2 separate regions of the Mus musculus genome follow, and region 1 is linked to region 2. A link is a loop called in an ENCODE intact Hi-C map of the cell type or tissue named here. Cell type or tissue: heart. All regions are shown on one strand. Each heading gives the region's core, and the rest is flanking DNA. Links, peaks and the distances in the headings are about the cores only.

What was found. Peaks named below come from ENCODE experiments on the same cell type or tissue, not always from the same donor. Only the 100,000 strongest peaks of a DNase experiment are listed, where the experiment ranks them.
Region 1: it touches region 2 in a loop (4-fold over the local background); 1 of 42 quality-filtered maps calls a loop at or near these places.

The regions. Positions count from the first base shown.
Region 1 is chr16:93,598,391-93,614,530 of GRCm38, reverse strand. It overlaps Setd4 (SET domain containing 4), which reads left to right and starts at 10,716. Exons shown (of 12, transcript NM_145482.3): 1 at 10,716-10,965; 2 at 11,320-11,394; 3 at 12,733-12,893; 4 at 15,224-15,319. The coding sequence starts at 12,824. Cbr1 (carbonyl reductase 1) reads right to left here and starts at 6,694. Exons shown (of 3, transcript NM_007620.2): 1 at 6,277-6,694; 2 at 5,635-5,742; 3 at 4,182-4,736. The coding sequence starts at 6,565. The coding sequence ends at 4,300. In heart, for the core only: a CTCF peak has its summit at 10,860; DNase peaks (open chromatin) are centred at 6,680 and 10,670; H3K4me3 peaks cover 3,184 bases; H3K27ac peaks cover 2,324 bases.
Region 2 is chr16:93,823,752-93,839,891 of GRCm38, reverse strand. Morc3 (microrchidia 3) reads right to left here and starts at 7,771. Exons shown (of 17, transcript NM_001045529.3): 1 at 7,544-7,771. The coding sequence starts at 7,582. It overlaps Gm30881 (a long non-coding RNA gene), which reads left to right and starts at 6,800. Exons shown (of 3, transcript XR_876266.3): 1 at 6,800-7,041. In heart, for the core only: no CTCF peak of the experiment used is centred there; DNase peaks (open chromatin) are centred at 7,001 and 7,701; H3K4me3 peaks cover 2,152 bases; H3K27ac peaks cover 1,432 bases.

The DNA.
Region 1 (16,140 bases), core at 3,137-11,136, 230 kb after region 2:
CCAGGCTGTCCTGGAACTCACTTTGTAGACCAGGCTGGCCTTGAACTCAGAAATCCGCCTGCCTCTGCCTCCCGAGTGCTGGGATTAAAGGCATGCGCCACCACACCCAGCTTGCCTGTAGCTCTTTATCTAGATGTTGGACCTCATGAAATTTCCTCATCCATGTTGACTGGACAACTGGTGCTTACCTTAGGCAGGTGTTATGTAGGCAAGCCTACTGCTGAGATTTCACAGGTTCAGTATCTGTGTCCTGGTCTAGATGTTACCACATAGCATCAGGCAGTGTGGACCTCTCACTTGAACAGTCTTACTCCCAAGCCCTAGGAGTAGAGATGGTGCTGTAGGTTTATCAGTTGGGGCTGGCACCACATGGCCACCTACTCTTTGCAATGTGACCACCTGTGGCTCCCTGGGTGACCTTGATTCAGTGGAGGAGGAGGAGGAGGAGGAGGAGGAGGAGGAGGAGGAGGAGGAGGAGGAGGAGAAGAAGAAGAAGAAGAAGAAGAAGAAGAAGAAGAAGAAGAAGAAGAAGAAGAAGAAGAAGAAGAAGAAGAAGAAGAAGCAGCAGCAGCAGCAGAAGCAGAAGCAGAAGCAGAAGCAGAAGCAGAAGCAGCTTTATTTTAGAGGAGAATCCTTATGTTTCTAACTTTTCTTGAGTGTTGTTCAGACTTTCGGGTGTCTCCCTTAGTTGTTTGTCCTGTGACATGAAGTTGCTCACACCATGACTTCCTTGTTCTCCACGAGTTGTAGAGCTGACATTGAGAATCGCTGCCTTTCCTGTATTTCCTGACAAAATGGCTGCAGGTCATGGATGTGTTTGCAGTGGATTGGGTCTTGGTGACATAGGCAGTCTCTCTGTGCTCTCCTGTGGGTCTTTTGGGTTCTTCTCTGGGCATGGTGATGCCCTTTCTCCTGCGTGTCTTCTCTTCTGTTCTTTCTCTTTCTGAGAGATCACCTGGATTTGAGACTGTTCTCTTTCCTCATAAAGGCATCAGGTGGTGTAAGTTTGCAATGACTTCTGCAGTGGCATCCTTGACTTTCTGTGAAATGATGTAATTAAAAAATACTTCACTTTGCCCTGCTAATTATGCATTTATTTCAAGAGGTGCGTGTGGTATGTGGTGTGTCTGTGTTTGTCTATTTGTGTGTGTCTGTGAGTCTGTTGTCTGTGTATATGTCTGCTTGTATTCATGTGCACCATGCATAAGCCTACAAAGTTCAAAGGAAAGATGAAGCCTTCAGTTAGAGGGACTGCTTTAGGAAATCTGAGGAAGTTACTCCATGAGGTAGTTAGCACTAGAGAGCAGGACAATTAGGACTCAAATTGTTCACTCCCACAAACCTCCTCCTGGTCTCCCTTGGGCATGATGGTTCCTTATCAAGCTCCTTCAAGAGTGGTGACTGTTTTCCAGGAAGATCTCAGCACTGCACTTTGGCCGCATTCACAGTGCTTACAACTTGTGAATTGTAAGGCCTGACAGACACTTAAATGCTGGGATTTAAGTGATTTCCCCTACACCATGGACGCACTGGGTTTTGTCTTTGTCCATCCTTTAACTCAGTGTGCCTTTTCCATGTAACCTTGAACCTTTAATCTTTATTTTTGGACTCACATCTGTCTGGATCCCTCTTATCATACAAATAATCATACATGTGTTAAATAGAAGCTTAATATTGTATCTGTGCCAGTCATAATTTTACCTTTTTCTAAAACTCTCATTTTAGCCTTGTGTATTTTACCCTTCAGCCTAAGAAACCATTAAACCATTAAAAATATTGAATAATCATACTCCCAGATGCCATGGTTAATCAACAATTTTGACCTGGCGTGCATTCCTTAAAACCTCTGCAATGCTAGCTGGTATTTAGGACAAATGTCTCTGGATTGGAGTATACATTTTCAGACTATCACTTGGAACTCTGCGGCTGTGATATTCCATCTTGATGTTCTGGCACTTGTTCTCAAAAATACAAAATAAGCAAGAGGAAGTGAACAGCCCTGTTGGGAGAGGAGCCTTGTGAAGCGAACACCTATGAAAGGCCTTGCTTTGTGTTCCTCTTCAACCTGAAATCACTGGTCCACAGTGAGACTGTCAGAGGCCTTGAGGAATATGGAGAGTTCCTGACAGAGCCAGGGTGATGGGCACGTCCACATTCTGCAAGGTCCCTTGTGACAGAAAGTGAGCATGTGGCATTCTTCACTTTTGAGGATTGTGTCATCCCCAATGGCAGTGTGGCATGACACCAAATCCTATGCATGCGTGCATGCCTGATGATGCTTTCACACATAAACGGTGATGTGTATCCTGTTGTTATCTCCCTGACTTGATAGTCAATGTGATAGAGGCACAGTGACACTTAGTCATCCTGGGTCAGCTCATGCATTAAGGAAGGAAAGCCGATGGTCTCTTCCTGCTCCTCCTTGTTCTAAGGACTCAACCCATTGCCTCAGGCAAGCTGGCATATACTCTGTGGCTGAGTAGGATCCTAGTCTTTGGCCAAGGTTGGAAATCTTTCAACAGATAAAGAGGTGAACAAAAAATTAGTACATGCCTCCTAGCCTCTCCCATGGTTGGAGAAATTTCAGGAGATATAAAAGTGAAAGAAAAAAATTGTCAGGAAGTCATTGTGCAGGCTGAGGAGTGAGTTAGGCCAGTCAGCAAAAGTGCTTGCCTTACAAACGAGTCAGAGCCCAGGACCCATGGCATAGGCTTTATCCCCCACACTAAGCAGGCAGAGACAGCAGATCCCTGGAGCTGGTTGGCCTGCTAGTCTAGCAAGTAACCTAACTTTGAAACTAAATGAAGAACCAAAATTGATCAGAGCAGCGTCAAGCACCTAAGGAATGACCCCGAGGCTGTCATATATGTGTACATGAAAGCACACATTTACATCATATATGTGAACATGAAAGGACACATACACATGATGTGTTTGAACATGAAAGCACACATACATATCATGTATGTGCATATAAACATACACCTCTGTATGCACATAAAATCACAGAGTGCAAATGACAACACATACATACATCATGTATGTATACATGAACAGATACACACACATCTGTACATGCACATGACAGCACACATACACATCATGTGTGTGCACATGAAAACACACACACATCATGTACACATGACAGCACACATACAATCACACAAATGAAGAAAGCCCGTACACCATGTGTTTGCTTCCTGTACATGCCCACTCACTTTTCAATCCTTGTGTTGCGGTTTGTTGTGAACAAAAATTCTTGAAAAGAAGCTGCGTCTGGCTGTGAACCAGACTCCTAGGAGGAGTCTGAAGAGATCGAAGGACAGGTTGCTGTGGAGAGACTGGAATTCTGCAGGTTCAGAGGTTAATGACTTTATATTGAACTAGGTCAAGCATTTAGAACAGCACATCCTTGCTCAACTCTGAACTAACCCCTGATGTTACTAAATAAAAGCCTCTTAGAAGCTCTGGACTTGGTAGGACACAGGCTCCCAGCAATCCAAGAACTAAGAATGTCCTCAGGTAGCCTCTTGGGCCTATAGATGATTGTATGTGACTCACTGCTGTGCTCCTCACAGTATTTCAAGGTTGCCTTGATCAATAGCTTTCTTAGTTTTGTAAACTATAAAACCCAGGTGAAAGAGCTTCCAAGGTGTACCATGTTGTTGGGTAACCTCATGGTCACTCAAAATGCCCCCAGGGGAATTGATCTCTTTTCCTTTTGAGCACCTTGTTTTGTGTCAGCATTGCCATGACTCAGGCTTTCCACACATAGTGTCTGTTAAGGACACCCCTGAGCTGATAGCACACACTGTAGGGTGCACAAGCTTCCCCAATCTGCTTTGGCTCCTGATGTTCACTGTCTGCAGTCACACCGTGCCATCCCTTGGCCTGAGTTCTGTTTTAATTAAACGCCTGGGATGAAGGCAGTTTTGCCTGAAAGGCATCTGTAGAAATGAGGACTGAAGACATGGCTCAGCAGGGAAGTTCCCTTGCTGCTCTTGTAGAGGCCAGAGCTCCTTTTCCAGCACACATGAACAGGCTTACAACATCTTTATGCCCAGTTCCTGGCATCCACTGACTCTCCTGGCACTCAAGAGCACTGTATGGGTGTAGCACCCTTCCTGATATACACCAAAGACAATCATATGAACAAAATAAAGGACAACTTAAAAACATTTGTAAACCTCTGTGCATTCAAAGAATTCTATGTTTATTTTTCAGAAGTGTTACTACATTATAAATGTCCTTGGCCTTCATAAAGTCTGGATACAAGGGGGTGGGAGGTGAGAGTTGGGTTCACCATGGTTCAACTTTTTTATCTTGAACAAACTGCCCATGAGGCCCCTCTGCATCTGGAGGCAAAAGGGCCAAGTACACAGGGGTCTCTGCTCCTTCTTCTGGGCTTTTGGTGGCTTTTGGTCCTGCCATGTCGGTTCTGACCCACCCAGGGCAGCAGGCATTCAGAAGGATCTTGTCCCCTCTCCTCTGCTCATTAAGTTTCCTGGCAAGGATTCTGGACAGGACTGTCACCCCAATCTTGGTGACCCCATATGCACTATTAGGCCAACCTTCTTCCGCATGGACTCCTTTCTTTGTATCTTCCACAAACTTGTTCATGAGCCCCACCAGCTCCTCCTCTGTGATGGTCTCGCTTCGAAACTTCTGCTGCAGCTCCAGCCTGCAGTTTTTCAGGGCCCTGAGACTCACCATGCTGGACACATTCACCACTCTGCCTAAAAACACATCACCATGTACAAGAACAGCACTTTACATCTGGTGAGAATTGTATCAGAAAGATTTCATGTGAGACAGGGATGCACAGAACAGGAGTTAAGTAGCAGAGAATCTGGTTTTTTGCTTTTGAGGTTTGTGTGAGCAGAGAAGCCAGATGACCGTGAGATCTGGTCCAGAGGGGAAGACAGGAGAGAGGACAGGAGTTCTGAGAGAGCCATACTTAGTCAACTCTATACCAGAGACTCACATTTTCAAAGTGGCTCCCTCATCATTACTGGTGTGTTTAATGACTGGTCATTCACGTGCTATTCAAAGACTTGTGGTATGAGAGCAGTTCATGAGAAATGTAATGTGATAGTTTGTTTTTCCAGAAAGGTTTCTCATGTTGATGGAGCACTAACATGAGCTCGGAATAAGGAAGGGTGAGATTATAGAGTCTTGTGAGCCCTGCTAAAGGCCTGATTTTCTTCCTGAAGGATTTTAGGAGGGGCTGAGTGCTGTAGAGAGGCAAAGAAGTCCTGCTCCAGAAAGGTGGTTTCCTCAGAGGGTTTGTAGGGTTCATCTTGACAGCTGAGAGCTGCTGTGGAGCTGGGCTGAGGGATGTAGTTGGGTACAATCTTAGCACTTGTGGGGACAGGCCATTGTGGCCAGTGGGATGTCAGTATGTATGCAAAATATTTCAGACATAATTGGAGTCCTAAAGCCCCTAATGGGTGAGGAGGTGGAAGAAGTGGATGCTGGAATCTTATCTGAAGATTAAGAAGAGCTGCGTATGCAAAGAGAAAGTCAATGGCCACAAAAGAATTGAGATCAAAGGTCTGAGCAGTGCCTCACAGTGGCAGAGAGGCTGTGCAGTAGGGAGAGGAGCTGAGCCCGGAAGTCACCTGGCAGACTCACCTTGGGGTTTTATTAGAGGGAGCAGCTCCTTGCAGACATCTCGGGTACCAAAAAAGTTCGTTTTCATTGTCACCTCTGCTTGAATGTGGAAGGGGGTGTCGTCATTGACTTTCGGGGGGGGGGGGGGGAGAAGAGAACCGAGTTAGCGGAGTGGAAATGTAAAGACCTAAGTAAGCTAGAGCTTTAGAGATCCACTTGCAAGTACAGTCTTGTTTACATACAGCTCTGCATCACTGTCCATCTGACAATTTTCTATTGTGCTTGAAAGACACCACCACCACTGGGGGTGGCTAGGTGAAGTTTGTATATATCAGGATCTTAAGGAAACACCGTTTCCCTCTGTCTCTTTCTCTCTCCTCAATCTCTTGCTTATTTCAGTATCAGATATAGTTCCACTTAAGTATCGCCAAGTCCAATTCAATTACTCAACAACTGGGTGAGGGAAACCTAGAAATGATGGCGAACATTGAGGCTCTGCTTTCCTGCAGCCCCTACTACCCTGTCCTGTTTCTCCCAGGGGATCTGTTTCAGAGTCCTACAGCATAGTGCTCCTGGTCCTAGTAATGATCCCAGAGAGGCACAGCCCACCTTGCCACCAGGCTCTGGGGAAGCCACCTTCCATCTCCACACCCAATGGCTTACCCTTGAAGGCGATGCCTGCGTTGTTGACCAGCACGTCCAGGCCTCCGTATTCCTTGAGCAGAAAGTCGCGCAGTGCGCGAATGCTCTGCGGGTTGTCGATGTCCAGCTGGTGGAAGCGTGGGCTCAGGCCCTCCGCCTGCAGCTTTTGCACTGCCGTTTGGCCCCGCTCCTCGTCCCGCGCCGCGAGCACCACGTCCCCGGAGAATTTCCGACACAGGTCACGAGTGATCGCGAATCCGATTCCTTTGTTAGCACCGGTCACCAGCGCCACGGGTCTGCTGGAAGACATGGCTGCGTGAGAAGGGAGGCCGTCGGAGACCAAGGAACTTGGCGCAAACTCTGCCTCTCGAGGCTGCTGGAGAGTGGTTCAAGACCGGTTCACTGGCGGACTGAAATTGGCGTCGACAATGTCGCACCTAGCACGCATGCGCAGTTTAAGCCCCCTCCCTACGGGGGGCGTGGCTGGTGGGGGGTGTGTTTGTTGTTTAGTGTGGATTTTAAAGTTGCCTCTTGTCAAATTGCTGTGTATTTAGGAAATGGCTCACCTTACCTGAACTCCGTTTTTTTTTTTTTGTTTTTTGTTTTTTTTTTAAATAAAAGTTTACCATGCAACGAAAGGTGTCAGGTTGTCTGTTATCTCAGATTATGCATTATGCAGTTGGGGGTTACATACCAGCCAGGAAAAAAACCGGCCAGGTCAAATGACTGACATCTCAGGCTTTTTCCTGAAGGCGTGTTGAAGCCAGCTGCCAGGCAAGACTGCAGGAGAAGGCGAGAGAGAGAGAGAGAGAGAGAGAGAGAGAGAGAGAGGGAGGGAGGGAGGGAGGGAGGGAGGGAGGGAGGGAGGGAGGGAGGGAGGGAGGGAGGGAGGGAGGGAGAGAGAGAGAGAGAGAGAGAGAGAGAGAGAGAGAGAGAGAGAGAGAGAGAGAGAGAGAGAGAGAGAAACACAGCTTTGCACCTGGAAATCATGCATTCAGCTTGCCCACGGGTCTAGGTCTTCCTCATTACTTGTATGAATTTTTCACTGTTTTCCCCAACTTGCAAATTGGACCTCTGTACGTTTTCTTTCTGGTGTTTAAAAAAAATAACATAAAGCTGCCACTTAAGTTGTAGGAACTTGAATTGTAGGACAAACTGGGAGATTATGATGAGGAATCGCAATTTGTGTTGAATTCACCTCTTAGGACACCAAAGCAAAGCTATTGGGGTAATCTTTGGGCAGGAAACATTCCTTACTAGCCTGTGGTATCCCTTTAGATACTTCTAATTGCTTTGTCTTACCTGGATGTTTGTATTGAGTGTACAGATGTGTACAGGGCCTTCAGGGGATGCTGCTCTTCTGTGCACCACAATGCACCCTTTTAGTCCCTTTTTAAGATGACATGATGCCATATGCTCGCAAAATGACATTTGGTTCAGTCGTGGGAAACAGATTTCGTCACTGGTTCCTAACACCCTGGCTATAGGGATCTCCAGGTCAAGTTTCGTTTCCTCTCCATTCAGTAGGTTGCTATTAGAAACAAGTGGCCATTTAGATTAAAATAAGACATTTTAGTTATACTGACCCCACAGGAAGACCTCTCTGTGTGTATGAAGGTCATTGTATTAGGAATACAGTAAAATAAAGGAGACAGGTATAAGATTTCCATTTCAAAATATTCTACTGCCTCATATACATTGCTTGTAAATTGCCGTTCAAAGTAAGCTCCTAGTCAATTGCTTAAGAAACCTGAATAATCCAAAAAAAAAAATGCTGCCCAGGGTGGGATGGCTCAGCAAGTGAGGGCAAGGACCTTGGTCACCCAGCAGCCTGAGTTCAATCCTTGGAACCCATGTAACCACAGGAAGCAAGAACGGTGTATGCGTGTTCTGATTGAACCCATGTCTGCGTACCATGTGCCATGCCCAGAGGGCAGAAGAGGGCACCGGGCATCAGATCCCACAGACTGGAGTCACACGAGGTTGTGAGCTGCCGAAAGTATAGTAAAACACCACGTATCCACAGCAAGACAAGCTTCCAGTTCTGTTCAGACTCCTCTTTTGTGACCTCAGGTAAATTTATTCATTCTGTATGATTTCCTTGGCATTTTAGGTTTTGTGTCCATCACAGTCAAGGCATAAAAGGATCTTGTTGGTCTTGCTTGAGCAAACACCCCTCCAGTGTCCTCGGCGCTCAGCAGTGTCACATAGATGTGGTCACACCTTGCATGGTCTGGATACCTGCTCTGTCATCCAGGATAATTTAGCTGTTTATGGTTTGCTCTTTTATATATCAGTGACTATTTGGTCTGCAATCTCCATACCCCCAGGGACTTTCTTCTGTTGCTGGAGTGAGACAGATGTTCATTGAATTATTTCAGTACAAAAGCCACGCAGGGGTAGTTCGTGGTGTATAAGGAACCTTGAGGGCAGTGCAGATCCTGCTGTCTTAATAAACAAAGTTGCAGAAGAGCATAATGAATGACAATTAGGGGGTGGGGGAGGTTTTGGGAGACAAGCTAGGGTCCTCCTGATCACTCTTGATTTATTATTTGCGCCTTGCATTAGAAACTGCCTCAATCTGTTAAAGATGTTTCAAGACAGATCAAAGCCATTCAAGATGAACTTGGCTCTTTGCCACCATGGTGGGGACTGACCTCCTCAGTGCATCCCACGGAGTGATGTACACTCTCCTCAAGGGACAATGCTGTCTTTACAGCAACCAATCAAAGGTGGCTTGTATGAGGCCCAGAGGCTTAGGGACCAGATACTGAAAATCCAGTGTCCTTCTTGCATCCTGGCTCCTCCCCATTCTCCTGACTTTCCTCTGTATCCTCCTTATCCTGACCTTTTGGCCTTTTAACCTTTTTCCCCCCTTCATCTTCTCTGGAGACAGGGTTTCTCTGTGGAGCCCTCACTGTCTTGGGATTTGCTAGGTAGAGCAGGCTAGCATAGATCCACCTGCCTCTGCCTCCAGAGTGCTGGGGTTAAAGGCATGTGCCATCATACCGAGCCCTAACTTTTTTGTTTGTTTGTTTTTTTAACAGAAGTTTCTCTTGGATCGTTTCACTGACATTACTCAGTTATTCATACAAATCAAAGCCAAAACAGTACTTCTTTTAGAGTCATGCCAGATCAAACCCCTAGAAAATGATGCTCCCTGCCAGCAGGAACTAGGTAGACAGAAACAGTCGCCCCTATCCTTTGCATATAAAGGATCTGGAACAAACACCGCACCCCCCCCCCGCGACCCCCCCTCCCAATCAAGACCCTGAAATTGAATTCAAACGTAGCGATTCAGAGATTGCAGAAATAAAAAGTAGCTGATATTGTTAGCATCAGGACCTCCCAAACCTATGACATCACATAGGCGACAGCGCGACCTGCAGCATATTCCCAGCATCCACTTGGCTCACCTCCCACCTTTACCTTCATTACGTCATTTTCCATATAAATAAGGAGAACGCCCCCTCTGTCACTCCCTCTTTTCTCTTTCCGCCGCCACCTCGTCCCTCTCTCTCAATAAAACCTCTTCCACGTGGAACTGTTTTGGCCTAGTATGCTGTTAAGACGCGACCTGACATTCTAACACATCAGATATCTATCCCAGTGGCAGTGGTTGCAAAAACGTACAACAGGCGCTGTAGTGTCAGAACCCAGCTTTCTCATTCTGTCCCTTTCTCCCTTCCACATCCTTAGCTACAAAAACTCCAGCTTAAAGCATGAAATGTGCCTTTTCCTGACCTCTGGTCTTTATGTGACAAAGTCCCGTGCTTGGATCGCGACATGCAGAGCTAGAACTAGAAAACCCACTTCTTTGAGTAAAGCTTGCTCCTCGCTGTTTGAGGACGTCTAAATTCTCTCTCTCTCTCTCTTTTTATTTCTTCCCATAATCCTAATTCGTACTTTTACTCTGACCCTAACAGTTCCAGTAACAGTCTTGGGACAAGACAGAAATGCCTTCATAGTGGATAAGAGGAAAGGCGGGGGACAGGCTGTCTGGGAGAATGGACCGCCTGGGTCCTGGCAGCTGGAGGGCAGGGCAAGGTGGGGATCAGGTAAGCCAGTCTGGTGGAGGGGGCAGGAAGTCGGAGGAAGAAAGGACACGGTGAGGAAAGACTTCCCGTTGGCTATTTGGAGCATGGGTCAGCAGCTATGCTCATCGCGTTATGGCGTAGCTGTGGAGGCCTGGGAGTTGCGCATGCGCGTGCCAGAGGCGTAGGCTCGCCGCACCGCAGCCGCTTTCTCCGTAGCTGGTGGAGCGGTCTGCGTCCGTACCCCGGCTTCGCCGCGGTTTCTAAGGTAAGCAGGAGCACTTCCGGTGGGCCTGGCGTTGCCTGGGCAACGGGAGCGGGGTTCCGTTGGCTTTTTTGAGTTCTGTGTAGCTCCAGACCCCAATTTCCTCTGCGCGTGTGGAACCTCTCCCGGAACGGAAGTCAGGACCAGAGCGACTACTGCGCAGGCGTGGTGTGCGGCCAGCGGGCCTGGGTTGGTTCGCTGGTGCGGGTGGCATGGATTGATTGATGTCCGGTCCGTCCAGGACTGCGAGCCAGGACGGCGCTGTGGCGTGTGGCCATCACTGAGGCCCCGGTGGCAAGCAGGGGGCAGGGCTGCGGTGGAACTGCGCGTCCTTGTGCACCACACGTGGGCTCCAGGACGGACCTGGTGCCTGGCTCCAGACTGACTCGTAAAGCAAGTCTTGCTGCCGAGGTAGATTAAACTACCTGGGCGGCTTGGTGGGCGGTCCTTTCCTGCCCTCCTTTATTTTTAGAGTAGATTTTAAAATCATTTCCACTGGTTTGGCACATGTTAGATGGATGTCACTTTAGTACGGTACAGGGTAGGATGGAAGTAGTAAAGGCTGTTAAGAATGCTGGACGTGGTGGCGCACGCCTTTAATCCCAGCACTTGGGAGGCAGAGGCAGGCAGATTTCTGAGTTCAAGGCCAGCCTGGTCTACAGAGTGAGTTCCAGGACAGCCAGGGCTACACAGAGAAACCCTGTCTCGAAAAACCAAAAAAAAAAAAAAAAAAAAAAAAGAATGCTTTCATATAATGTTCTCTAGGGCGTTTTGTTACAGAGTCCTGGCATTCTTTTTACCCAGAGGCAGGACCCAAAGGGGTTTATCTTATGTATAAAGGTAAGTTGCCTACAGGTATGTCTACGCACCACACGCTTGCAGTGTATAGAGAGGCTAGAAGAGGACATTGGATCCCCAGGCAGTGGAGTTACACATACGGGTGCTAGGAACTGAACCCTGATCTGCAGGAGCCCCTTGCGCTCTTAACCCCGGAGCTATCTCTCCAGCTGCCCACTCCCCGCCCCTATCTTTTAAACTAGAATTTTCTTCAACTTTAGTGTTACTCAGTATTTCTTGTATGGTTTTAAATGTTAGCATGTATCTTCCAAGGACGCTTGCCTGTGTTTCTGTTGTTAGTTTCTACAGTTGGTCTACACTCTTGTCTGTTCCTGGATCTTTCCTTTTTGGCCTCTGAGAGGCTAATGTGGAATGGAGTCATTTTATGTCTTCCGGTCTCTCTGCCTTGTGCTCTCTTTAGTCTACTGCGAATGCCCATTTTAATCATTCTGACCTTTAGAGCTAAAAATCCACTTTACACCGAGTGGGGCTTATTTATTTTTTCTAAGACTTTTGAACTGATGGGTGCTTCATAATGACCGGGTATTTTTTGTATTAGTTATTATTTTATGTGCATAGATGTTTTGCCTTCGTTTTCTTCTGTGCACTGAGCTGTGTCTCCAGTCCCTGTGTGTTCTTCAGCACAGTTACGTAGCACTATACTAAATGTTCACTAGCATTGAGCTGTGAAAGTCACCAGAGGATATGTTTAGAAAATCAGCTGTGAGATTTTAGTCGGTAGGGCCTCCTGATGGTTTTGTTTGCTCCTTTTAAAGCAGTGGTTCTCAACCTTCCTGATGCTGCTATCCTTAAATACAATTCCTGATGATATAGTGACCCCAGCCATAAAATAATTTTGCCGCTATTTCATAACTGTATTTTTGCTACATTATGAATCATAGTGTACATGTCCAATATGAAGCATATCTAATAGACGACCCCAAAGGGGTTGTGAATCACAGGTTGAGAACTACTGTTTTAGAGGCTTCCCCTCATAAGTGGAACTTGTTACTTCAGGGATCCCAATTGAGCACTAGATAAAATGGTTTGGTGTTCAAAGCTTTTAAGAAAAGGATTTTTTTTTTCCTTAAAGAATGAAAACATGGGGCTGGAGAGATGGCTTAGCATTTACAAACACTGACTACTCTTCCAGAGATCCTGAGTTCAATTCCCAGAACCCACATGGTGGCTCACAACCATCTGTAATGGGATCCAATGCCCTCTTCTGGTGTGTCTGAAGACAGTGACAGTGTACTCATTTATATGTAAAATAAATAAATATTTTCTTAACAAAAAAAATCCTGAAAACATTCACCAAAATAAGTATTTGTATATTCAAAGGTGCCCAGGCCCGTGGTTCTCGTCCAGCTGGAAGGGAGGGCTGAGCTGCGAGTTGTTCTCAGCTAAACACAGCACAGGCTCCAGGGATAGCATGCAGAGACGAAGAGGAAGAACAGAGAGGGCCAGGAAGAGACGGCGGCGAAGCTCTGGTTCAAGAGCAGGTACAGGCTGCTGCTCCTGGGAGGAAGCCCTGTGTAGAGGAGGGTCTGCTCACCGTGCTCCTCAGAGCACTGTTGTTCCTAAGGAACACTTGTTAATGGCGTCCCTGTGTGCTGTGAGAGGTGAAATGTGCCTTACACACTCCTTCTGGTTTCTTCTCTGTGGCTCTGCTTCTGTCTGTCCATCCCTTTCCCTCCTCCTGTCTGTCTATCCCTTTGCTCTGCTCTCTCTCTCTCTGAAGATGATCAGATGTGTGTCTGATCGACGGTGTGAAATACTTTGGTCTCGTCCTCGGCCTGGTGGATGCTGCCTTTTCATGGATTTCTTGCATCTGTCGTCTTTGGTCTTGTTTTCTCTGTGTTGAATATCTGCTTTTTGTTTCTCTGTTTCTCCTTTAGTGTTTTATATTAGATTGGTATATTAATTTCTAATTGCTTTTTCACTATATACTTTTTACATAAGTTTATTTTCATTTTATGTACGTTGGTGTTTTACCTGCGTGTATGCCTGTGGGAGGGTGTTGGGTCCCCTAGAATTGTACTTACAGGCAGTTGTGAGCTGCCATGTGGTTGCTGGGAATTGAATTTGGGGGTCTCTGGAAGGGCAGTCAGTGCTCTCAACCACTGAGCCATCTCTCCATCCTATATATGTGTGTATATATGTGTGTGTGTTTGTGTGTGTGTGTGTGTGTGTGTGTGTGTATGTGTGTATGTATAGAGTTTCACTGCGTATCCCAGGCTGTGCTTCTACTCATTATATAGACCAGGCTAGCCTCTAACTCACAGATGTCTGCCTGCCTCTGTCTCCTGAGAGCTGGGATTAAAGGCGTGGACCACCGTGCCTAGCTTACTAAATATATGCACACATACACCCATTTATTACCATAGTGATAGTTTCAAGTCTTACCCACCCATTCTTTACTAGTTTGAACCATGGCCTCACTATAGCCTACGCCCTGAATATACTAGTAACTGAGGCTGGCCTTGAAATCCTGGTCCTCCTGTCTCCCAAGTGTTGGGGATAAAAGTGTGTGCCACCCCTTGTTCATCCGTCTTGATCAGAATCTGTTTTTGTTTAGGTTTGAGTGTGGGCTGCCTTCTCTGAATGACATGTACCGGCTAGCTTAAACAGAAAGGTCGAGAAATGTAACATCAAGGTCTGGATACCTTGGAAAGAGCTGTCTGCCCAGCTTGTGGCTAGCTTGAGTCTCATCCTGTCCTCACGTGGCAAGGAAATCTGTGTTCTTTCCACTTTTGGAAAGGGGCGCTGGCAATCAAACCTGTGGCCTCATGCATAGTACCACTGAGAAATGTCCCCTCTTTTAAGGCCACCAGTCATCATTGGAAGCCATCAGGGAAGGGCCGCCCTTGTGACTTTAACCCCAGTTATGCACTTCAGGGTCCATTTCCAAATATCACGAGAGCTTCGACATATAATGAAAAGAAACATAAAATCTAGTTAATCTGTTTATGATGTGTCCCTTGTTTTCAGTGGTGTTTATAGCTTTTGATGTATACATACACATATACATCATATACTTATACATACATGTATACATGTATACATACATACATACATGTATACATATGTATGTATATGTATATACATACATATATATATATATTTGGATCTGTGAAGAATTTTGTATTAATAGCACTTTTGGAATTTGAATTTTTGGTTATTACTAGTATGTGGAAATAAAATTATTTTTTAATGTATTGTTTATATCTTATTTGCTAAACTCATTTGTTGTTTAGTAGCTGTTTTCATAGTCTTCTCAGATAGTCCATGATTATACTTACATCTTCTGAAAATAATTTTGCTTTTTTTCCTATTTGATGCTTTGTATTATTTCCGATATCATGCTGGTTAACTATCTACTCTATCTCACCCTGCTTCCGATCTTAGGAGCAGGTCACTTAGCTTTCACTGTTGCTGTGGTAGTTGTGTGGCAGTGCTGGGTCGCCCTGGGCTGTTCCCAGCCCCTGCCCTGCCCCACCCACTCCACCCTGCCCCACCCTGCTCCTGTCCCGCCATCACCCTGTGTTTTCTGTTACATGTCTCTGGGTTTGGAAGTTAGGAAACTGTCTTCATTTGTTGGTAATGTTTACCAGACTGAAAATAGATTTTATCAAATGTTCTTGTGCGTGCATTGAAGTAATGGTTTTGCGAATGGCTTCTCTGTTTAGCTTGTATCGTTTTCATTTTTAGTGAGATTCGTTCCCTCTGTGTTTTCCTGTCTGCTCTGCCTCATCAGGTTTATGCCCTTGAAGGGCTGGCCCTGCTGATCCAGTGGTGGTAACTGTGCTGTGTTCTTTTCTCTCCTGGTCAGTAAATGAGAGCTACAGATCAGAATTTATAGAGCTAAGAAAATGGCTGAAAGAAAGGAAGTTTGAAGACACAGACTTAGTACCCGCCAGCTTTCCAGGTGAGAGTCAAGGGGAAGGTGGGTGTGTCATTCCTGGAAACACATCTGTTGCTGTATATTGGGCTTCCTATGTCACTATTGGTGTGTGTATTTTATCTGACTGTCCAAAGAGGGGTGGTCTATGGAAAGAAATGACAAAGAGAAAAAAGAAGATGTAAAGGAGGAGAAAGATAAAATAAGATGAAGCTATGGATTGGGTGTGGCAGCATACGCCTTTATCCCCAGCACTTGGGAGGCAGAGGCAAGCCAGTCTCTGAGTTCTAGGTAAGCCAGGGCTATGTAAGGAGACCTTGTCTCATAAATAAATAAAAAAATAAAAAGGGAAAATAATGAGGGAAAGACAAAGTCTGGGCACGGGATGCACCCGGGGCACGGGATGGGGAGGGGAGGGGCATCCTTTGAGCCATCTGTAAAGAGCCCACACAACTGGCAGGACCAGCGACCCCAACCCAAGCATCTGTAAACAAACCTTCAAAAGTGTTCATCTTCATCGGCACTTTCGGAATAGCAAGTTGAGAACATTGTTGAGATTTCATCTCATCCCAGTCAGATGGCCACTGTCATCAAAGCACGTGGCCAGGACCACTGGAGACCTTGAGGAGAAGCAGGCTCCCCTGTGTACTGCTGGTGGGAATGCAGCCCAGTCGGCCTCTCTGGAGAGCAGCATGGAGAACCCTCAGAAAGCTAAAAAACGAATCCACCACACAACTGCGCTGTAGCACTTGGCATATGTCCGAAGGACTCAACAGAACAGGACTCAGCCATCTTCACTCCTGCTCTGTCACGGTAGCCAGGGAACGGAAACAACCTAATGTCCTTCA
Region 2 (16,140 bases), core at 3,161-11,160:
AAAAGGCATATAAATCAAACTATATCAAATTTTAGAACTATGTATGTAGAGGAATTTTAATCCAGCAACATGGCTGCTCTAGCAAGAGATCACATCCAAAGATATGATCCAGCCAGAATACAGACACACCCTTAGTACACATCTTTAATCCCTAACAGTGAAGGTAAGGTTTGTTTGTAGAAGGAAGCAGCCAATGTTTGAAAGTGGCATCTAATTGAGTGGCAAAGTGACCAATCAGAGAAAGAGTTGTCAGAGATAGGATACTCTCAGTTCACATGAGAACAGCAGAGGGAGAGAGACTACATAAAGAGCAGAGAGAGTGAGAAAAAGGTGTGCAGTGTGTGTGCCCGTGATGTGTGTGTGTATGTGTGTGTGGTATGTGTGGTGAGTGGCAGTTTCACAGAGACAGTTCTACAGAGATAGGTTACAGAGAGGACAAGCCAGAGAACAAGAAGGAGATTAGGACAGATTGTCAAAGTTAGTATGAGGCCAGGCAGAACAATTCAGTCAGAAGCCAAGAGCAGCCAGAATGAATCATTCACCTTGGAAGATTATATTGTACAGAGGTGGGAAGCTTCTAGGACCAGACTTAGGGATAGTTAGAACAAAGAAGGAAATGCCCAAGCCATGTATTTGCACAGCTTGGGTACAGCTCTTATCTCATCACTTCAGCTGAAGAAATGAAAGTGACATTTATGACTGTACATCTAAGTTCACCAGCAACGTAAGAAACAGCTCTCACCCCAAAGGGGTAAGAGACAGTTCATTCTAGAGCCAAATGTTCAAGAGTAGTAATAATCTGATGAAATTTTTAGAGTAGCAGAGCAAAGGAATCCAAGTATCATGGCTTTTGGGTACACTAGCTGGTAGGTTACAGTAAAGCTAGGAAAATGCTGTTTTCAGCCTCAGATGCTTTGGACAGCATTCCTTGACCTTTTGGTTGAGAGAAATATAGGGGTCCATCCATATACTTCAAATGATTTTCCCAATGCTCAAAGACCTTAAGCCACAGGGGAGGGCAATAATGGCTATTAAAGGGCCAAAGATGTCTTAAGGTAACTTGGCTCTGAACTCTGAATCCACATCACTGATGTCAATTGGCCTTCGAAGTCCCAGCTTTTCCCAGGAAACCTCAATCACAAAACAAATGACAGTGAAAACCCTGGGGACAGACACTGGTGGCAGGGTACTTGTCCAGCAGTTACAGCATCTTGGGTTTCATCTTAGCACCAGAGAAAAGCAAAAACTTAAAAAAAAAAAATTCAACTTTCAGAATTCAATAAAGCTTAAACCAGAGTTTGGTTCTCAGGGTCACACTGGTCAGTTTCTATACTTTTTATTCTCCTGATACAATTGCTGTCTGGGGCTTACTGCCTCTGTCTGCTAACCTAGGCTGAGAATGCTCAGCCTGAGACTTACCACTGAGTAAGCTCACCCTTCCTAGTTCTTCCTGAGCTCTGGCTGACTGCATTAATTCAGCTGTTCTGGCTCAAAACTCCTCTTCAAGATGACTCAAAACTGGCTTCTTTCTGCTTCTCACTGAATTGCCCTGCTTGGTCTCAAAGTAACTCTAGCAATTTGTTCTAATCTTTTGGCTCCTTCTAATTCTCTGGCTTGTTCGGTCTTTATTTGTATCTAGCTTGCTCTCTCTTCAACCTCTCTCTGTATAACTCTACTGATAGCTGCCTCTGATTTTCATGAACTGACTGAACAGAACTCAGACATCCACCTGCCTCTGTCACCTGAGTACTGGGTTAAAGGTGTGCGCCTCCATGCCTGGACCTAAGCTTTTCTTTACCGAATGTTGCTCTATACAAGGCTGACCTTGAACTCAGAGATCTGCTTGCCTGTCTCCTTGGATTCAAGGTTCCTCTGTATTCCAGCCAGATAACACAGACCTAGAAGATTTTTTTTTTTGGATGTGATTTCTTGCCATAGCAGCCATGTTCTGAATTGAAATTCCTCGAGAAGCCCCTAAGTGACTGTAGCTCCAGCTCTAAGCAAAGCAATTGCCTTTCCTGGCTTCCACACGCAAACTCTAGCTCACGCTCTCTCACATGCTCTCTCTCAAAAAAACAAAAACAAACAAAACAACAACAACAACAACAACAACAAAACCCCACCAACTCTAAACAGTTGCAGGAGGCTAGCTAGGCGTACATGGCTTTTATTCCAGCTCCTGGAAGGTAGAGAATCTCTGTCAGTCTGACCATCTTGGTCTATTGTAGCAAGTGAGGCTAAGGGGCAAAATATTGAGACTGTCTCAAAAGAGGAAGCATTCAAAGAAATTAGAACTTTTATTGCTCTGTTGTATCAAAGTAGTTGGTAGCCTAAAGGCCTGAGTTCAATCCCTGGGACCCACATGGTGGGGGAGAGAACGGACTCCTAATCTCTGTTCTCTCATGGCACATGTGTGCATGCCCTCCACACCACAAACAAACAGACAAACAAACAAACAAATAAATGATTAAGACAGAAAGTCAGACAGAAAGACAGACAGACGGATGGAAGGAAGGAAGCAAAAGAAAAAGGAAAAGGAAAAAGAAAAATGCTGTCAGGACCAAAATAAAACAAGGTAAAGCCACATAGGGAGGGAGGATCCTTGAAAATATTTTCCAGGTAACAGAAACCACCACAGAAGACTGCAAAAACCACAGCCTCATATACAGATTCAAAGCAGTTTTTGAGCATCCATCACTGGTCCAGAAACTCACTGATCATCCTTGAGCTGATGGTACCCTGGTGTTCCTTGCATCCACAGACAACTGTTTCAAAACACAACCCTTACCCACTTACTTTTGGTGTGCTTGTCTTCCTGTGCCCTCTATGTCCATGATGGCTACTGTATTCTGCTTGGGTTTCCCTGCCATTGCAATCTGCTGTGCTGGAGAGCCACCCTGTATTATTTAGGCTAACACTTGCTGGGAATATAACATGTACAGCCGCTATGGAACACAGCATGAAGATTCCTCAAAAACTTAAAGCATGGGCTGGCGATATGGCTCAGTGAGTAAGAGCACTCACTGACTGCTCTTCCGAAGGTCTTGAGTTCAAATCCCAGCAACCACATGGTGGTTCACAACCACCCATAATGAGATCTGACGCCCTCTGCCAGTACGTCTGAAGACAGCAACAGTGTACTTAACGTATAATAATAAAAAAATCTTAAAGAAGAACATTATCACCAAAACAAACCAAAAACTTAAAGCACAATTCTGTTATGGGTAAGAGAATCACACTCCTCATTCACACCAGAACCTTGGGTACAAGGAGACTGATCTGTCCAAAGTTACACATCGAATCATTTATGTCAGGACTGCGGCCAGGAGGGCAGGCTCAGCCGATGCTGTAAGTCACTCAGTGCTTACTAAGGAGTAAATCCACACAGTCCTAACAGAAGATTAAAGAAGTCCCCACACCTTTATCCAGCCAGGGAATCCCACATGATAAATGCTGGGTGTGTTCTGAACACAGCAGGAAAAAGACCTCTATGATCCTGTGAAAGTGTGAACGATCTACTGATCAGTATGGAGGAAAAAAAACATATAAATCAATGGCTAACTCCAGGGAAAGTAAAAAGCTGTATAGAAAATGCAATCACAGTACCATGCCAGGCATATCTGAGAATAAAAGAGAACAAACCGCCGGGCATGGTGGCACACGCCTTTAATCCCAGCACTCGGGAGGCAGAGTCAGGCAGATTTCTGAGTTCGAGGCCAGCCTGGTCTACAAAGTGAGTTCCAGGACAGCCAGGGCTACACAGAGAAACCCTGTCTCGAAAAAACAACAACAAAAAAAGAGAACAAACCAACTCCACCAAAAATAAGTAAATGAAGTAATGCCACACCTCAGGAGCGGGTGAGCAGTGCACCTGTATCAGCTGGAGGCACAGGGATCTATCTGAGGGTGGAGAAAAGCCACCAAACAACAGAAGAAAATGAAAAATGTTTATTTAGCACTCTGCACTCCATGCTAGGATCTCAGACCTCCTAAATGACTCTAAAATGTGTGTAGAATAGCCTAGAAATGACACACTGAAGAATGTTGCCCTTCCATGTCCCACGCCCTGGAACTCACTCTGTAGACCAGGCTGGCCTTGAGCTCAAGAGATTCGCCTGCCCCTACCGTCCCAAGAGTTAAGATCAGAAGTGTGTGCCACCACTGCCCAGCTTAGTTCTATGGCCTTTGATAAATGAAAAGTTCATGTCTTAGCTTCTCCCCTACTCCAAGCAGGTCACAGTTATATGTAAACTGTACACGGTGTCTACAATAAAACTATGAGCACTAAAATTTATGTCACGTCCTACAACTTTTTTTTTTCGAACATTCTGAATGCTCACTTTTAGATCACAGGTCATACATACAGGTGCCAGGCTGGATCTGGTTCATAAGGTAAAAGTTTCAAACCGTCAGGAACCCAAAGCAGACAGTGAAAGACAATGCTGAAGTTTCCAAACAGCCACTGTGCTTAACTGAACATCGTTACAGCAATGGGGAAGAACCCAGGGTCTCAAGAACACCATCTGCCAACACTGCCAACTTAAAGGAATTTGGTCTGCTTGCTTCCTCGTTTCAACAGGGTTTCCCTATGTTACCCTAGCTTGCCTCTGCCTCCTGAGTGCTGGCTTACAGGGACAGGCCAAGCTTTTCTGTTCCTTTAGGATGGTTCTAGAGTCTTTCCCACACCAGGCCAAGTGCTCTACCACTAAGCTATATGCCCAGTCCTCTTTCTCATATTTTGAGACAGGGTCTTACTAAGTCTTACAGGCTGGTCTTGAATTTGTTACCCTCCAGTCTCAGCCTCAAGAGTGCCCAGTATCAATTCAATCTTTTTGTGGTGGGTTTGTGGGGCTTAACACGAAAGTAGAGGCCAGAGGCTAGCTTGAGAGTATCTTCGACCTCGATCTCACTAGTCTTATTTTTGAGACAGGGTCTCCCACTAAACCTAGAGCTCACTAGTCTGTCTAGATTGGCTGGCTAATGAGATCCAGTCAGTTACCTCCCTAGTGCTGAGATTATAGACACGTTCCTGGGGGCTGGGGACCTGACCTAAGGTCTTCATGATTTCACCGAGTGCACTTTACCAAACTGAGCCGTTTTCCTGGCCCTTCAACTTTGAAGAATCAGAGAATGCAATATGTAAGGAGGGAAAAAGGTTCAGATGCAGAACCAATTAGACATGTAATTCACCCATTTCTACTGATCAGGACTCAACCTGGGAGTTCTCTTTAGGCTGTGGCTTATCTTTCTTATTGAGTAAAGGGTCAAGAAAATGGTATAAGCTGGCCTGGAACTCTTGATCCTCTCACTTCACCTTTCTTAGTGCTGGGCTTATATTACGCCTTGTCACTTGGATGTAGCTTTTTAAAGAAATAGCATTTGTATTTTATTTTTGGTACTGCAGTAGAACCAAGGGCCGTAGCACATGCTAAGTGTGTGCTATATTACACTGGGATATATCCCTGACCCAAAATAGAGACTTCAAATACTTGTGGCAACACCTAAGGCTAACTGTCATGAATGGAAGTTCTCTAAAGGTCCATCTGTACTGAGGATCTTGTATATGTTTGGCTAACCATAACATCATGATTGAGAAATGGAATGTTGTATGACAGCCAAAATTCTCTTGAGCTATCTTTAGTGCCCTCAAGTGCTGGAGTTGAACTTGGGCCCCAGACATGGCGGCAAGTACTCTCCCACTGAAACACAGCCCAGTCCTCTTTCCTTTTTATTTTGAGACAGGTTGTCTAGGCTGGCCTTGAACTCACTCTGTAGCTCAGGCAGGCCTTGAATTTGTAGTCCTACTACCTCAGCCTCCACAGTGGATAAAATTACAGATGTACCACAAGGCCTGACTTCTTAGTCTCTCTTAAGAGCTACTTACCATCAACTCTGTATTTGACCTAGCATCCCTTTGCTAGGTAAAACTCTCAAATGTATTGTTGGGCCCAGCAAAGATCTGCCTGCTTGCTACCTGACCCCTCCAGCCAGTACTTCTGCAAATGTACTCATCTATGCATTTATTTTGTTGTATGATTTAGGACTTCTATAAGGCTGGGGATACAGCAACATAAAGAACATTTGCCTGGCAATCAGGAAGTCAGCCACTTGTTGGGTAACCCAAGACACACACTCACCACCACCGCCACCCCCATTACTCACAGGAATCTAAATCCTGTTCCAGGACCTTAGTCACTCATAATTGACACAGGATAATTTCTATCACTATCCTGGGAATAAGAACTCTTTTGGCGCCGGGCAGTGGTGGCACATGCCTTTAATCACAGCACTCGGGAAGCAGAGGCAGGCGAATTTCTGAGCTCGAGGCCAGCCTGGTCTACAGAGTGAGTTCCAGGACAGCCAGGGCTACACAGAGAAACCCTGTCAACAAACAAAAGAGCAAACAAACAAACAAAAGAGCACAAATTGCTCTTACAGAGGACCAGGATTCAGTTACCAGCACCCCATGGGCCAACTCATAACTAGCAGTGAGGGTTCAGAAGTCCTCATCTTCAGGTGCATAAGACACACACACACATAAACTGTGTGGGGGGAAACCGTACTAACAGGCAATTTAAAACAAAACATAACAAAAAATGTGAAGAATACTCAACCTCACAAAAAAAAAAAAAGGCAGACGCGATAAAACTAGGTAACACTTCATGCACACTTGGGGCTATCACATCCCAAATGACGGAAGTAGCCTAATGAATGGACGGAGACCTGCATTCTTGAAGAGCACCTACGGGAGGTGCTTTAACCTCCGGAAATCCTTACCGCTCGCCAACGAAATTACATAACACAGTAGTACCGCTTTTTTTGCCTTTGAGACAGGACTTCCCCTTGTCTCCCTAAATTGTCCTAGAATTTGCCTGCTTCGGTCACCCGAGCGCTGGGGATGCCAGGCATGGGCCACCGCAGCCATCCTTCAAACATCAAGGAAGTAACTTTCCCCGCTTAAGACCTCAGGGCCGGCAGAGAATAAAACTTTGCAGGAATCATCAGGTGAAGCCACGCCCACAATGTTTTGGACCCGAAAGTGTAAGTCCTTTTCTGCGACCACTCCCAGCCACCTCCAAAGGGTTTGCCACCAATGGGCTCGGCCCGAAAAGGCAGGGGCATGCCAAGCAAGCGGAGGAGATGAGTCCTAGCCTCCGCTCCTCCGAGCCGGGACCGACAGGGACGGACGCGTGCAGGAACCGCGCTGCACCGCAGCCCACGCCGCCCCGACGAGGCCCGGCGGCTGCTCCCGGGGCGGGCGGGTCGCGGAGGGCGCGGCTCCCACAACAGCTGTCGGGCGCCGCAGAGCCGGAGGGAGGGAGGGAGGCCGCCTCGGCTTGCCCCGAGATGCCGCGAGCGCACCGGCCGCGCGTTACAGCCGCTCCTCCGAGCGAGGAGACATGGCGGCGGACCCTTGGCCCCGCCGCGACCTCCCGGCCGCCGCGCCAGCCCTTGAGTCGCCGCCGCCCACTGCCACCTCCTGGCTGGCCCGCCTGCCCGCCCTCCTGGGACCCGGCCCGCTCCTCCCCTCGCGGCTGCTCACCGCGCTGAGGCGGATCCCGGTGGGTGGCTGCGCCGCCATCTTGAGTGAGCTACAAAGCCAGGACCGGCCTCGGCCGCAGCCCGACTGGGAGGCTACGAGTCCGCCGCGGGCTTCAACGCCCCGCCCACTTCCGGGGCGGAACCGACAACACCAGGCCACACCCACTCATTTCCGCCTCGGGCAAAGGCGAATTAGGATTCTCAGCAGAGGCTTGCCCGAGCGGGCCTGACCTGCTGCGCGCGCAGGACCCAGGCGTTGGGCGCATGCGTAGGTGAGCGGGCGGGCGCGAGCTCCTCGCCTCGCGTAGCTGGACCTTGAGATTGAAGATTGGCGCGAAGAATGATGTGTAGAAGCTAGGCAAACTCTGATGAAAATCGCACTGCAAAAGTGTAATCCATGGCCGCTGGTAATGATGTTACTGGAATCTTACAGGACAAAATGAAGAAAATAATTACTTTTTGGGTTTGCCTGAAAATCATCAGCTTTTATCCTGGTAGTGGTAGCGCACGGACACGTTAATTCAGTGTGTGTGGAGCCCGGTACTGCAGCGAGTAGCATGTAGAAATTAGTCAAGAAAGGGATGCTAAATAGTACAAGTAAAGAGAAGGTTAAAAGATTTGCAAGAGTATTTACTGCAGTCTTAACGATAGTCATATTTTTATTTATAAAAGTTCAGACGGGCAGTGGTGGCGCACGCCTTTAATTCCAGCACTTGGAAAGCAGAGGCAGGCAGATTTCTGAGTTCAAGGCCAACCTGGTCTACAAAGTGAGTTCCAGGACAGCCAGGGCTACACAGAGAAACCCTGTCTCGAAAAAAAAAAAAAAAAAAAAACAACAAAAACAAAAAAAAACTAAACAAAACGAAAAAAAGTTCAGTTCATCTTCTGCTGATAAACAATTTAGTATCCTTTATTATAGACCGCTGTCTATTAAACACTACAGTATGGGATGGATCCTCTCCTTTTCCTACACGTCAACTGTGTTTTCTCTTCATATTTTAACTGTAGGCTTGTAAAAACTTAAATACTTTTAAATTAATAAGGGGATGTAAAATTAAAACCTGTGGTATTCACTGTTTTTAAGAGTGAATAAGAGGCACAAGATAAGCAAAACTGGTGTCTAGTCTTGCAGAACAGGTGGCTGTCAAGACAGTTGAACCATGATGGCCGGTCAGTGAGCCGTGCAGTCAACCTAGAGAGTGTCAGCAGCCCAGGCTGCGCAAATTCTCCACTGAACTGCAAATAGCTTAGTCTAGAAACTCCCCTGTGGATTTGACCAGAGGTTTGTTCCCATGGGGATTCTAAATCTTGTCAAGTTGACAGGATTAACAAGCAGGTCAGCCTTGTTTTCCTGTTTCATCCGAGTCTGGTTGTCTTTGCGGGGAAAACAGTGCCTAGGGTGGGACAAATACTTGTTCATCAGGGAAGAGGATTCCCCACGGGATGCAGCTGAGGAAAGCCTGTCTCGCCACATTTTCTTGAGATCCACATAATCGCTTTGTTTTTCTTTTTGAAAGAGAGCCTCCTGTAACCCAGGCTGGTCTGCTTTGTACTTGAGGTTGACAAACTCCTGACCCTCTTGCCTCTATCTCCTAAATCCTGGGATTATAGATGTGAATCACTACCACACCTCCCTGCAGTATTTTGTTTGTTTATTGTTGTTAAACACACGTAAACTTCACCTTTTAAAGGTCAGATTAGGGGCGTTCAGTGTGTTCCCACAATGGAGGTCAATGCAGCCATCCATCTTCCACTCTCCCCTTTCGGCCCCTAATGACTACCATGCAACTCTGCATGGATTTAAGTGAAATCATGAAATATGTAGTGACACGTGGTAGGCTTTTTCTCTCCCTTGGTGAGGCAGATATAGGCCAATTTAGATCAGATTAAAAGTAAATAAAGACAGGTTGATTAGGAGGCAGCTCTTGGGTGGGTTCAGTGATCTAAGCCGCACATCCAGGGTAAAGCAAGGGGGTTTATGGGTCTTGTGCGCGGGGTGATGACGTCTGGGATTGTGCCTATACATAGTCAAAAAGACCCCGTGTGTGGGCAGCTCCCAGTCAGAGTGATGACATGTTAGTCTGGAGTTTTTTTCTTAAATCGCAGGGGGAGTTTTCTCTGTGTGGGCGGGGTCAGGGGAAGGAGGGCAGACAGGGTTTCCCAGGTTGTGCAGGGGCTGAGCAGGGGTTCCAGCCTAACAACTAGTTTATCAAATTTAGCGTAATGACTTCATATCAGGACATGTCTCAGAAATCGACTCTTTTTTTTTTTTTTAAGATTTATTTATTTGAGTACACAGTCGCTGTCTTCAGACACACATCAGATTCCATTACAGATGGTTGTGAGCCACCATGTGGCTGCTGGGGATTGAACTCAGGACGTCTGGAAGAGCAGTCAGTGCTCTTAACCTCTGAGCCATTTCTCCAGACCTGGTCTCGGCTTGTTGTTGTTTTGGGTTTTTAAAATTATCATTATTCTTTGTGAGAGTTTATTTCTTTTGTGCATGTGAGTGTTTTGCCTGAATGCGTGTCTGTGCATCACACGTGTGCAGTGTCTGAAGAGACCGGAAGAAGCTGTTAGAAGCTCTGGAAGTGGAGTTACAGTGGAGTTACAGATGATTTGCGAGCTGCCCTATGGGGGCTGGGAACCGGAACAGGTGCTCAGCGTGAACCGCCAGCGCTATTAGCCATCGGGCACCTCTCCATTCATGAATTCTGTTCGCTTTAAGAATGTGGGACTTGAAGCCGGTAGCGCACTCCTTTAGTCCCAGCACTCGGGAGGCAGAGGCAGGCGGATTTCTGAGTTTGAGGCCAACCTGGTCTACAAAGTGAGTTCCAGGTCAGCCAGGGCTACACAGAGAAACCCTGTCTCGAAAAAAAAAAAAAAAAAAAAGAATGTGGGACTGGAGAGATGGCTCAGTGGTTAAAAGCATTGACTGCTCTTCTAGAGGTCCTGAGTTCAAATCCCAGCAACCACATGGTGGCTCACAACCATCTGTAATGGGATTTGATGCCCTCTTCTGGTGTGTCTGAAGACAGCTACAGTGTACTTACATATAATAAATAAATCATAAAAAATTTTTAAAAATGTAATATCAGTGTACTAGTGAAGACTCGATGGGCTTTTCATGACCTGGTCCCTGTCCCAATTCTTCTTTCTTGAGGAGACATGAAGGAACATCTCCTCACTGCAGAAAGGCCTTCTGTGACAGAGCCAAGTAGGAGACACTGAAAGGAGCTGTGTCAGTGCGAACAGAGGAGGGCTGGAGAGACTGCTCAGCAGTTAGGAGTATGTGCTGCCTTGCAGAAGACAGTCTAGGATTCTGTTACCAGCATCCATATGGCAGCTCACAGATATAGCTTCAGTCCAGGAGACCCAGCACACTTTTCTGACCTCCCAAGGTACCAGACATTCACAAATTGCAAATATATACATGCAGACGAACATTCTTGCATACAAATAAAAGTGCATGTAGGAGAGGAGACGGAATACCTTCCTCATCTGGGCGTCATAACATCCGGGGATAGGTGCTCTGCAAACATGCTGTAAGGGTCATAGGTCTCCTGTCTCAGAGGTTTTTGCTTTCTCTCTATAGTTGGCTTAGGGTTTTATTGCTGAGAATACAAGCCATGGCCACAACTCTTATCAGTGAAAACATTTAATTAAGACTAGCTTGCAGGTTTAGTCCGTTGTCATGGTGGGAAGCACGGCATCATACGGGCAGACGTGGTACTGGAGAAGTTGCTGAGAGTTGTGCGTCTGGATTCACAGGCAGCAGGAAGAGAGTTGAACACTGGCTTGGCTTGAACATCTGCGACCTGAAAGCCCACCCCCAGTGATGCACTCCAACAAGGCCACTCCCTAATGGCATGTGGGGGGCATTTTCATTTGTACCACCACAGTAGTCCACCCCTATTCTTGGAAGTGCTTTCCTTTCTTAATAGATGGACCCTCAGAACATCCTTGCTCTTTCTTTGAAGCCTCACCCATTTCTGCCATGCGGCTCCATTGCTAGGTGTGCCTGCCTCTTTGGACCTAAGTTCAAAGGCAACTGGACCAGTAAGACAGCTCAGTAGTAACACAGCTCAGCAGGTAAGGATACTTGTCAACAAATTTGATGGCCTAAGTTGTAACCTAGGACCCACGTGGTGGAAGGAAAGAACTGAGTCGTGGTTGAAATAAGAGTAGTAGGCTCATAGTCTGAATACTGGGTTTCCAGTTGGTGGAAGTGTTTGGGAAGGATGGAGGAGGTGTGTCACTGGGCAGGGGGGGGGGCTTTGGGGTTTTAACTCTTTTTCTCTGCTTCACGCTTGTGCCATGCCATGCCTGTCTGCTGTCATACTCTGTGCCATATGATGGTGTGCTCATGGGGTCTCAGCCAGCAGAGAGTAAGAGGCGAAACGGAAGTCCACTCACTGGCTGGTGTTCACACTCCAAAGTCTGACACCAGGAAGTTTATTTAAGCACAGCACAGTTTGGGCTGGGGGTGGGGGGGTGGGTGGTATGTGTGTGGGGGGGGGGTTGTTTCCTGGTGATAATTAACTCATTCCTATTCGTACAGCAGAGCTTAAGGTGTCACTACACCAAAACTCTTGTTTTTTTAAAGATTTATTTATTGGTTTTTTCGAGACAGGGTTTCTCTGTGTAGCCCTGGCTGTCCTGGAACTCACTCTGTAGACCAGGCTGGCCTCGAATTCAGAAATCCGCCTGCCTCTGCCTCCTAAGTGCTGGGATTAAAGGCTTGCGCCACCACTGTCCGGCCTATTTATTTATTTTATGTATGTGAGAACACTGTTCCTGTCTTCAGACACACCAGAAGAGGGCATGAGATCCCATTACAGATGGTTGTGAGCCACCATGTGATTACTGGGAATTGAACTCTGGAAGTGCACTCAGTGCTCTTAACCGTTGAACCATCTCTCCAGCCTCTCGAAACTCTTTGTAAAGTACATGTGACCTCTTCCATAAAGATGGATCCCATTGATTGAAAAGCAATGCTCAACATAATTGTCTAGGGAGGATGACTGAGAAGCCGAAGAGGCTGCAGGTCTAACATCCCTGCTTCCCCCGGGCACTTGTCTGTGAGCACAAGGACCTTGTGTCTTCTACATGAGCCTGCCCTCTTAGCTGTAAACCACAAATTACATGCTTTCTCTTAGAAGTTGTTTTAGTCACAGCGTCTTATCACAGCAAGAAAAAAGCAACCCGTGTGTTCACATCATCGTGGTGCGTGGGAGCTAACACATTCAAGCAAAAAGAAATATAAATATATTTTTTTTTCAAAATCTGTGACTGTGTCTTTCTCTTCTCCATCCCCCTTTTCATGGCTGCTGCCAAGATGAACAGTTTGCATGCCCTGTTCCTTAATTCTCATAAAACGTTCTTCAAACTTCCTTCTAGGACCATCTTAAAATTCTTTCACTAACCATCTATGAATCCATGAAAGGAAACCCTATATTTCCTGGGAAACAAAAGTAAGGATTCCTCTAAATGAGTTTATTTAGCTTTTTTTTTTTTTTTTTTTGGTTTTTCGAGACAGGGTTTCCCTGTGTAGCCCTGGCTGTCCTGGAACTCACTCTGTAGACCAGGCTGGCCTTGAACTCAGAAATCCGCCTGCCTTTGCCTCCCTGGGATTAAAGGCGTGTGCCACCACACCCAGCCTATTCAGTTTATTTTAAACACGCCTAAGCAGTGGCATTGCTCTGGTGGTGTTTGTATTTTGATGCTAATTATGCTTCCCCAAGAGGGGCTGCCTTAGATGGGGACTGACTATTTGTGAACCTTCTCCTCATTTTAACTTGTAAAATAAAAGCTAGAGCCAGTGATTGGGCAGTGAAAGGGAAAGGTGGAGCTGAAAGTTACGGGGGGGGGGGGGGGGGGAGGGGGAAGAGAGGAAGACAGACCGAGGAGAACGTGTAAAGAAGATGGAGAAGCACAAGACCTAGAAAAACCGCAGGTAGCAAGGGATCTCATAGATGGGGAATAGAGTAGAGTAGTGGTAGGCTCGCAGCTGGTATTCATATTAGTTGAGTTGTGCTTTCTTTGCGCAGGCTTACTAGGGTTGGAGATTTACCGCAACACAGCCACCTGCTGGGGCGTGAGCCTCAGCTCACATGACACTGCAAAGTCCAGCCCTTACATGGTGATTTGCACCCGAGCCTCACTGCTACCCTTCTGCCTTTATGTCTGCTGCCTTCGGCAAAGAGTGGGAAGGAGCAGAGGTAGAGCCATATTCCAACATTCTTTTGTAAGCATGGGTCCCGCACGCTCAGCAAATATTCTTTATGTTATATAACCTGATATCATATAACCAGGTGTTATATAACCTGATGGACATTTAGGTTGGCCAGTGAATAATCCTGTCATAAATAAATGTACGTATACAAATGTCTTTGAGACCCTGTTTTGTTTTAAGATCCTATTGCACTATGTAGCCAAGGCTAGCTTTCAACCATCAATCCTCTTGCCTAGGCTTTGTGAGTGCTTCATTTAGAGGTGTGTGCCCATTTGCTTGGCCTCCAGCTCTTCAAGGTATGTAAAGTGATATACTAGATGTATATCCTATTTCCTTCCCCCCACAGTTCATAGGTGCATATTGTTGTTTAGACCGTGAGACTCTGGGAAGTAAGTCCCCCTAAAAAAGATCAGCAGCCAAGCTTCTGCCTTTGCTGATCGCTGGCTTCTGCCTCCTATCCACAGAGATGTCCCTTCACAGTGCAATGATCAGAACACCGGTGTTTCCTCTAGAGTGGTCCAGGACGCCCTACAGATATGTGTCCTCTTGATGTCCCTGCCCCATGGGGATGGCATAGGTTCAAGGTAGGAGGGAAGTTACCCTTCAAAAGAACTCACTGCAAAAAGAACTCAGCAAGTAAGACAAAGGGATGGGTGGCCCAATGGCAGCACAAGCCTTATTTAGGAGAAGGTTGCAGATATCTAGTCCAAGAGACAGAGCCTGCCATCCTCCAAACACATTGGTGTTATAAAGCAGATGAGGGAGGGGACTGGAAATCTCCCTTTGTCCCTTGATTAGCATGGGTAGGGGAGCTAGATTGGCCGTTACTGGTGATCTGAAGGAGGAGGAAGGAGAGAATCTAGAAAACATTACTTCTAGGAACCAAGTTAGTTTAGCTCTAGGAACTAACTAAATGGAGGAGCTTTACAAAATATGACAGGGCAAGGCAGCGCAGAGGTCCCTTCATGTTGTATTCTTGTTGAGGCCACCTTGGGGTAACTAGAATTCCATCTCCCTGAAGGAGAATCCTGTGGAAAATTGCTCAACTCTATTCTCGGAATCCAAGGTTGGGGTGACCTAGCTAATGTAGCTTCTGTAAAATTGCTTGCTTATGTGCAGCGCCCCCTACAGCTGCCCAGTGAGATGCCAGGAAGCAGTTTTTGTCTTCAAAAGCCCCATGCTCTGGACACTCGGTGCTACACTTAGGATACCCAAATAACTGGGTGTAGTTCCAGCCAGCTGGAATAAAGACTTCTAATTGGCTATAAACCATGTCTGAGTGGTCATCTCTAGAGGGCTCCCCATAACAAAAATGGTGTGGCCATTGAAGTGGAAACTTCTGGTTTCTTTGGAACGGAGGTTATGTCAAATGTTTTGCTGAAGCAGACAAGGTGAGAGGGTGTTTTGCTGAAGCAGACACATGAAAGGACATGTGACATTTAGAAGGAATATAAATCTGACCTCACAGTGGGAGCTCGAGCATTGGTTTGCCTTGATAGTCTTCACTGACAACACGCATGTATTGGTTCACTTTACATTTCATCACTGACCTTCACTTGTGACTTCATAGAAAGTCACCAAAGAACTTCTCAGGAGGTTTCTGTGGCTTCTTGCTGCTTCCTCGGCCCTTGCTGATTTGTGTGTGGTGTCTGCTGAGTGGACTGGTTTGCAGCTGCTGATTCGTGTTTGGTGTTTGTTAGTGGACTAGACTGTGAACGATGTAGATTGGACTCGTCACCAAAGAACTATTTCTAAACAGATCCGCTTCCCTCTCCCGTATCCTAATAACCTTTCTTTGCCACTACCTCTGCTGGATGGTGGGCCAGAGGGGAGGGTGAACCCTTATTAAAGTAGGTTGAGAAAAAAATACATGCCTACAGGCCATGGCTAACACTAGCCTTAGCACACCCCTTTAATCCCTCTGCTGGAATACAGACACACCCTTAGTATACACCTTTAATCGCAAACAGTGAAGATAAAGTTCGTTTGTAGAAGGAAACACGTATATTTGGAAGTGATATCTAATTGAGTGGCAGACAAAGTGACGAATCAGAGAAAGATTTGACAGAATAGGATACACCCAACTCTCAGGAGATGAGAGAGGAAAGAGAAGCTACTTAAGGGCAAGACAGACAGTACAGAAGACAAGAGTACAGTCCAGGATACAGTAGAGTAGAGAGGGAGAGTGACGCAGCGCAGAGAGGGAGAAGGAGGAGGTTTTACCTGGGGAGTTTTAACAGAGACAGGCTGAAGAGAAAACAAGCTAGACACGGGTAAAGACAGAACGAGCAAGAGAATGGGAAGGAGCCAGAAGATTAGGAAAGATTTCTAGACTCAGTTTGAGATCAAGCAGAGCAAATTCA